Linked DNA regions of Homo sapiens: region 2 is linked to region 1. A link is a contact called in ENCODE Hi-C or POLR2A ChIA-PET data. All regions are on one chromosome and are shown on one strand. The core of a region is the stretch at or near the end of the contact, and the rest is flanking DNA. Distances in the headings are between cores, read along the strand shown. Region 1 overlaps COLEC12 (collectin subfamily member 12). Region 2 overlaps COLEC12 (collectin subfamily member 12).

Region 1 (4,180 bases), core at 1,327-3,826:
ATCACAAAGATAAAATGTGGTGCCTTTCTGTCTATGCAGACTGCTCCGTATAATATCATACATTGTGTTTTCAGTTTTTTGTGTTTTATTTTTTATTTTTTAAGATGGTCTCATTCTGTTGTCCAGGCTGGAGTGCAGTGGCACAATCACAGCTCACTGCAGCCTCAACCTCCGAGGCTCAAGTGATCCTCCTACTTTAGTCTCCTGAGTAGCTGGGACTTCTGGCATCAGCTACCATACCTGGCTAATTTATTTTAAATTTTTTATAGAGATGGTGGTCTCACTGTGTTGCCCAGGCAGGTCTTGAACTCCTGGCCTCGAGTGATCCTCCTGCCTTAGCCTCCTGAAGTGCTGGGATTACAGTGTGAGCCACTGCGCTAGGCTGAATTAGAAGATGTTAAAGGTTCTGTTCCAGGCTCTTTCATTCTATGGTCCTATATTCTAAATCCTATTTTTTTCTTTTGAGATGGAGACTCGCTTTGTCACCCAGGATGGAGTACAGTGGCATGATCTTGGGTCACTACAACCTTCACCTCCTGGCTTCAAGCGATTCTCGTGCCTCAGACTCCTGAGTAGCTGGGACTCCGGGCACCTGCCACCAGGCCCGGCTAATTTTTGTATTTTTAGTAGAGATGGGGTTTCGCCATGTTGGCCAGACTGGTCTTGAACTCCTGACCTCAGGTGATCCACCCACCTCGGCCTCCCAAAGTGCTGGGATTACAGGTGTGAGCCACCATGCCCAGCCTCTAAATCCTATTCTAAGTATCTTATATTTAGATATATATATTTGATGTGTGTGTGTGTGTTTCCAGCTTACTGGAGCAATCAGTCCAAGCATTTCCAAGATTCCTGGTGTTTTCAGAGTGTGATGTCCAAGTATATGTATGTGCTGCTACCGCTCACTTCTGTGACATGTGTATGATAATGTAGAATTCAGGGCTTTGAGCCCCAGACTTCAGCCATTCATCTTGCCAGAATCTACCTGTGAATGAGGTTAAGCACTATTTAAGCTGACATTCTTCTCCAAAATATATACATTTTGCTTATTTGACACGTTACGTTCTATATTATTATAAACATGCAGACTGAGGGGTTTTGCCACAAATCACTCCATGTGATTTTAGCTTTGCCAAAGAGATGCTTTGAGACTCTGGGTGGTCAGCCCACAGAATAAATTGTCCCTTCAGTCTGGCTTCAGGCTACCCACTTTCCACCCATTCTGGCCTACTGCAGTCACCTCCGCTTATGGCCACAGAACTGCATTCTGCTTTTAGTCCTAAGGAAAGCCTTGAGTACTGTATGTGAAGAATTCCAGTGACCTGGAAAAACAAATGGAGAAAGGCGATAAAGATTATCTCCTTTCTTATCACTCAGTTATTTCTCTGCCTGGTTGATACATCCTTTTTATTTATTTAACTTAAAATGACTTAAAAGGAAACGCAAGGGGAAAATATTAAGCAGGACTTCTAAGCCCAAAGAAGTCATATTTATATAATTTCCCAATTAACTGAGAAGTCAAGAATATCAAATATCCTATCATTATACATTCAGGAATCATAGATCTCAAATTTTATAAACAAAAATGGAATCAAACCCCCCATATTACTGGCAGAAATGAACGAAATGTATGTCCACAAGATTAAACTGCTCAGGCATTGTTGACATCTCCAGAAGAATCTCACAAGGTGAAAAGAGTTACACAAAAAACCAAATGTGAAAGTAAACTACTTTTCTTTCCAACTTCATCTCTATCTGGCGTCAGGCTGAGATTGTCACAGGCTGAGATTTTGAACTCATTGTGACTCATCTGTTATGTAAGCTGTAAGAGTTGGGACTTTGTCTCTTCTCTGCACTGCTATGTTGCCATCACCCAGATGATACCTGGCTCATAGCAGGAGTGCTATGGATGCCTGGTGTGAGTGAGTGAGTGAGACTATTTTCTAACTCTCCCTTCTAAGTAGCATCCCATTTTTACTCTCACCAATCGATGGTTTCCTCTGAATTCTCTTTCATCACTAGGTTTATTTAATTGAGGCCACTCAATGTATATATATATATGTATTTTTGAGATGGAGCCTCGCTCTGTCACCCAGGCTGGAGTGCAGTGGCATGATCTTGGCTCACTGCAAACCTCCACCTCCTGGATTCAAGCAATTCTCCTGCTTCAGCCTCCCAAGTAGCTGGGACTACAGGTGCCTGCCACCATGCCCAGCTAATTTTTGTATTTTTAGTAGAGACAGGGTTTCGCCATGTTGGCCAGGCTGGTCTCGAACTCCTGACCTCAGGTGATCCATCTGCCTCAGCCCCCCAAAACGCTGGGATTACAGGCATGAGCCACTACGCCCGGCCTTCATACTCATTTTTTTTAAATCCCAAAATACACATTTGGTGTGGGGGAGTCAGTTCTACCCTGTCCCCACCCTTTGACTAAACTTCAACTGTCCTTTCCCGCTGCCTCTGGTTTTGCGGGTGTTATTGTCCAAAGATACAGGGCCATACAGGCTGTCTCCTCGGGTGACCCGAGGACACCCTGTGGCCAGTGCGGTAATGAGTCATTGTTTATAGGAAGCACCCTCCGCTGCAGATGTTCTTCCAGACCCTCCACATGAGGCAGGCTTGTCCTCTCAGGCAGCAGCCACAAGCTTCTGTGCATGAATCTGCTTCTTAGACAAGATTGAACCTTCAAGGGGTGAGTCTGGAAGCACACCTGATTTATTCGTGGAAACGTAATCAAGAACTGTTATCCATGGCAAGGTGCTGTTCTGAGCAGCAGCATCCAAGTTAAGAAGCCCCATGTGAACTCATCCTAAAGAAAACTTGTTTTTAAGAATCTCTCTCCCAAAAAAGGGAGTGAAATGTAGGAGTCATTTTCAGTAAGATTAAGTTACTATTTCTTTCTAAAGCAATCAACCTTCTACAACTCACCCAGACAATCATAACCAGTTATTTGTAATTGTAGGTTCTTGTAAATGTATATCAAAAGTCTTTCACTTTCTCTTCCTGGCTCTTGGACTTGTTAGAGGCAAGATATTGAAATGTACAAGGTCCCTCTGGGTTCTCACAAGATCATGTGTGCGTGTGTGTGTGTGTGTGTGTGTATCATGTCCTCATAATGAATAGATATTCACACACATATATACACTCATGCCCAGAAGTCAGCATTCCAGTACACATTAGAAAGTTATTCATCTAACTGTCCCAAAGCAAGATTCGCTCCCTCTGCATTCTGATGAACCAGCCTAGTGAGTTTGGTTCATGGTAGCAAAGATCACAAGCGCGCAGGGAGATGCCGCATTATGCATTACTCTGCAAAACAGCTGCTCCTTTCTCTGAATAAGAGCATGTACTGATTTTTAAACTGCATTTTCATTCCAGGATAAATGACATGCTTCAATTTTGTTTTTTTATATTCTCTGCTGCTCTTGAGTAAAGAAAAGCTCTGCATTACTGTGCAAATAACATTCAATTTCTGTTTTGCTAAAAGAAATTGGAAAGCTGGACAGCCGGATAACTGGGGTCATGGCCATGGGCCAGGAGAAGACTGTGCTGGGTTGATTTATGCTGGGCAGTGGAACGATTTCCAATGTGAAGACGTCAATAACTTCATTTGCGAAAAAGACAGGGAGACAGGTGAGCAGTAGATGGGATTTAAGAGGGAGCTGCCAGCTTATGTCCTATGAAAGGGTGAGGGGTGGTGAGTACAAGGGCCCTGAATGCAGGCACTGCAATTAGGTTTCAGCCCTGGTTATGCCATTTATTAACTGGGCAGGTGATTAACCTCAGGGAAATAGTAATAGCATCTTCTTCACGAGGTTGTGAAGATTTAAATAAGTTAATAAATGTGCCTCACATGTAGGAAGTACTCAACGAATGCTAAACTAACTGACCCACATAAGTATCTTATATTGTGAGTTAATTGTTCTTTAAAATATAGCACCAGCCAGGCACGGTGGCTCACGCCTGTAATCCCAGCACTTTGGGAGGTGGAGGCGGGCAGATCACCTGATGTTGGGAGTTTGAGACCAGTCTGGCCAACACGGAGAAACCCCATCTCTACTAAAAATACAAAATTAGCCGGGCATGGTGGCGCATGCCTGTAATCCCAGCTACTCAGGAGGCTGAGGCAGGAGAATAGCTTGAACCCAGGAGGCAGAGGTTGTGGGGAGCCGAGATCGCACCA
Region 2 (4,034 bases), core at 669-3,168, 100 kb before region 1:
GCATTTTACAAATAGTAGTGGTAGTCTAAAAGAGAGGAGTGAGGCTGACCTGTCTGAATCCGACCTCTGATACTTTCCATGTGATCTTGGACAAGTCACTTAACATCCTGTGCCTCTGTTTTCTTAGCTGTAAGTCAATATATTTAAGATTCACTGCACAGGGTTGCTGTGAGGATTAGATGAGGTGATGTGGGAAAATATTTGGGAAAATGAAAAATGCTATACCAAGATGAGATGTGATTATGTTATGGCTCTCGGCTTAGCTTGGGGTTCATTTTTCTTTAAGAAGAGGAGGCTGTGGAACAAGAGATGGGGTGGTGAGTTCTTAAACTCACCAGGTCATTATTACTGCAAGCTGTAAATCACATAGAGATGTCTTTAACTCAGTAACAGTTATTTATGGTACTACTGTTAGTCCAAAAGCACTTCTCCAATATTCACTCACCCACATGCCCTCATGGCTCCAGAGAGGTTAGTGGTGCCAGCAATGGTGATGTTGATGACCGTGGGGGCTGTGTGTCTTTAATTAAACCTGTAAGGACTGTATTTTATTCTCCCCCACCTCTTCCCCCAGCGCTGTCATCCCAGAGTCTCTCCTGGTGATCATGTACAAAGAGACTCATTTCATCAGCCTGGGGGGACTCTCAGGAATTTGCAGGAATTGGGAAGGAAAAGCTCTGGCCCAGCACACTCCCCTCCTGGTCTAGTCTGCATTTGGTAATTGAGAAGGGATAGGAGGGTTTGGAGTGAGTCTAGGATGTGACACTGAAATCATGGAAAGGAGATGAAGAATGAGCCCTGGGTGGGAGGGGCAGCTGCCCAGCCTGGAAAAGAGCAAGGGTCGGGGGCATGACCCCGTGTGTAGGAAGATGCTTCCAGTAGGCCGGCTCTCCAACAAGGCTGGTGCAAGAGAAAGTAACTTCAACTGCAACTCACGGGTTTGAGTTATGGAGACTGAAGAGCTTTCTGCATACGTTGGTGAATACCATAGACACAATTAAGAAGGTTGCACTAAGTTCTTCTCTGGAGATTTTGAAGAATAAGAACAGATCTCTCCCAGTCTGAGAGGTTACAGATCATGCCTCCCTAGAGGCAATAGCCTGATTTGGATTTGAAGAAGGAAAAAAACCAAGTACAGGAAACCACACCTCTATTGTCCTGCCTTGCTTATTGTGAGTAAGGGAAGGCCGCCCGGCTCGCCTCCTCTCCCCCACACCCATGAGGTGACCCAGCACACCCTGCTCAGCTGTGACATGGCATTCACTCCTCTACCTCCTGGTTGTCGGCAGACTTACTGCTTCTCCTTAGACTGAGCTCTCCAAGGCAGAGCCTTGGTTTCTGCCTCTGTGTCCCCACATCCTGATGCAGGCCTGACACAGAGTAGGTCCAACATACTTGTTGAGCCAGTACATTGACGAGTGACTTATTGACCAGCTGAGGCCAGGTCAGCAGAAACCTCAGTGCCTGAGATGACAACATCAGAAGTCCTCTTGAAAAGCCAGTTTGGTAAGCCAACCTTTGGGCTTGAGCTCTGGTGAGCTATTCACCAGAAAATAGTAAAGGACACTGAATTTCAGTGTTCATAGTGAGACTATTTTCAGCTTTCTCAGAGACAGCATCTGTAAATAATCAGGCAGAAGCCTCTTATAAAACAACATAGGAAAAACCTCAAAGGCTATTCTAAGGCTGCACCATTTAAACAAGATTTTTAACCCATGGGGACGCCAAGATCAACATGGAGCTTCCTGCACATAAAAGTCTGGAATTTCATAGCAATGTGGGGGCAAAAGCTATGATAGCATTTCCCCCTTTCTAAATTATATACTGCTTAGTGTTAATGTGAGCAGAGGGCTGGATGGCGACGGGCTCGCAGCTTACGTAAGTCCCACTACGATCTTCATTCCTTCTGTAATGCAGGATCCATGGTGATGGAGGTTGGGGGAGTCACCAGGCTGGCTGCACTGATGTAAGGCGGAAGGGTCACTCCTAGGTCATGCCATGATTTAAGTCTTTGGTGTAATTTATAACAGGGCTTTCATTCCACATAGAAAAATGATCAGGGATGTTGGTTCTATAATTGTTTTCTCTCTCTAAAAGATGCTGTTCTGGAAACTCGGTTTAGTGGCAGCTATGAATGCTCATCTGTAGCACCTCCCTTTTCCCTCCCATTTGGAAGGAGCAAGAGACTGTCTTCTAGGATGAGAGAGATGAGAGAGATGGCATTAAAGCTTGACATCAGATGAGCCCTTCAGCTCTCTCAACCTGCATAATTCTCTTTTGGGAAGGAGAGACTGGTCTCCAAGCACTTCTTACACCTCCTCTGAACCAGGAACCATATCAGCACATTCTGACTGAGTTAACCTTAATTGTAAAAGACTGGGAAAAAAAAACAAAACAAAAAAAAACAAACAAAAAACAAAACCAGAAGTCGTTCTTACTATCAGACCAGCCCTGGGCGTGTGTGGTCAGTATGATAGGAAAGCTACTGAAAGTTCAGTCTGTTTCCCTTAAAATCTCATTTACTGGTTTCTCAAGTTACCTGAAATTTCTGCTAGAAAGAGTAATTTCTTAAGATTTTTCTAGGAAGGCATTCACTGATACTGGGAAGGCTAGTATTTGAACAACTATCATCATGGCACCTGATAGTTTATGCACTGTGAAGAAGAAAAAAATGATTTATAACCAAAAGGATTTTTGAGGCTATTTTGTTAAAAAAAAGAAGAAGAAGAATTTTATTTGGAAGAAAATAATACATATTTTAATTTTAATCCTGTGTATTCTAGACTTGAGGGAAATGTCACATCTTCATTTTTGTATTCCTAGTTAACACGATGTCCTGCACATGTTCTAGGCCAATAAATAATGGTTTTATTTTGTTTTGTTTTGAGATAGGATCTCACTCTCTTGTCCAGGCTGGAGTGCAGTGGCATGATCATGGCTCACTGCAGCCTTGACTTCCTGGGCTCAAGCAGTCCTCCCACCTCATCTTCCCAAGGAGCTAGGATTACAGGCATCAACATCACACCCAGCTAATTTTTTTGTTTTTTTAGAGATGGGGTCTCACTATGTTGTCCAGGCCAATCTTGAACTCTTGACCTCAAACGATCCTCCAACCTTGGCCTCCCAACGTATTAGGATTACAGGCGTAAGCCACTGTACCCAGCTCCAGTAAATATTGTTTTGAACAAATGAGTGGGAAACGTATTTACAGAGAAAGCTTCTTGGGCTGGCTGGCTGTGGGTCCAGTTGTGTCTTATTTCTAAAAACTAAGAAGTTTATATAAACAAAAAATCAAAGTAGGAATTTAAAGAGAGCATTAGTATAATTTTTAATAACTTACACGTTTTATCTCATGGGTTTCATAATGTGTATGAGCAAATAACCGGACTCGCCCCATACTTCCATATGTACATGCTTAGAATGTAATGCATAGGTTCTGTGTGTGTGCACGTATGCATCTATGTGTATGTATTTTGTAAATAATCTATAATAATCTATAAAATATATTTATAAAATAATCTATAAAAATATAAACTATTAACAGTAGTTACCTCTGGGGGGTAAAATTGGAAAAGGTAAAGGAAACTCACATTTTTACCTTATATATTGCTCCTTGTTTGAATTTTTCTTTTAATGAGTATGCATTTGTATATCTTGAGTTCTTAGCATATGGCCTGGCACTTAATAAACATTTTATTCAATGTTTAACAAATAGGGGAATCAGTCAATTGAGTGGCACAAAAATTATACTCAAACATTTGATTTTGAGAGGTTTAGGAGAGGAATGATGATAAAGAAATTGAACTGAGGGCTTAGGAAAGAGAGCATGGTCTGGATGTATTGCTAAAAGAGGCCGTCGGAAATAAAGGAATACTTTGGGGTTACCATTGCTAAACTGCGTATTTTCTACCCTTAAAGGTGCCCCAAGTTAGATACCTGTCTGGCAAATTACGTAGTCCTAATCATAGGTGTTCTTAAGGGTTTATGTCTTGACTGAAAAGGGACAAATCACCTGGCAAGGAGACCACTACCTA

What was found. A loop is a pair of places that touch in the nucleus more often than their neighbours do. ChIA-PET counts read pairs that join two places held with the same protein, here RNA polymerase II (POLR2A). Pooled maps may share reads with other maps.
Region 2: a map of endothelial cell of umbilical vein shows a loop between it and region 1 (2.0-fold over the local background). The contact joins two enhancer-like sites. A Hi-C loop is called at or near these places in 1 of 168 maps with a recorded cell type or tissue (endothelial cell of umbilical vein) and 1 of 50 pooled maps. POLR2A ChIA-PET finds 5 or more read pairs at or near these places in 2 of 52 experiments (HEK293 and activated T-cell).

Annotation. Positions count from the first base shown.
Region 1 is chr18:321,112-325,291 of GRCh38, reverse strand. COLEC12 (collectin subfamily member 12) reads left to right here. Exons shown (of 10, transcript NM_130386.3): 9 at 3,485-3,630. Among named protein-coding and RNA genes, the nearest start is that of THOC1, 55 kb to the right of the region's middle. Within about 2 kb of position 2,576, at least 3 of the 41 ENCODE cell types and tissues checked have a DNase peak (open chromatin) inside an H3K27ac peak, as active enhancers do; they include endothelial cell of umbilical vein, where a contact is called at or near this core.
Region 2 is chr18:422,120-426,153 of GRCh38, reverse strand. The region is part of intron 2 of COLEC12 (collectin subfamily member 12); the gene reads left to right. Among named protein-coding and RNA genes, the nearest start is that of COLEC12, 77 kb to the left of the region's middle. Within about 2 kb of position 1,918, at least 2 of the 41 ENCODE cell types and tissues checked have a DNase peak (open chromatin) inside an H3K27ac peak, as active enhancers do; they include endothelial cell of umbilical vein, where a contact is called at or near this core.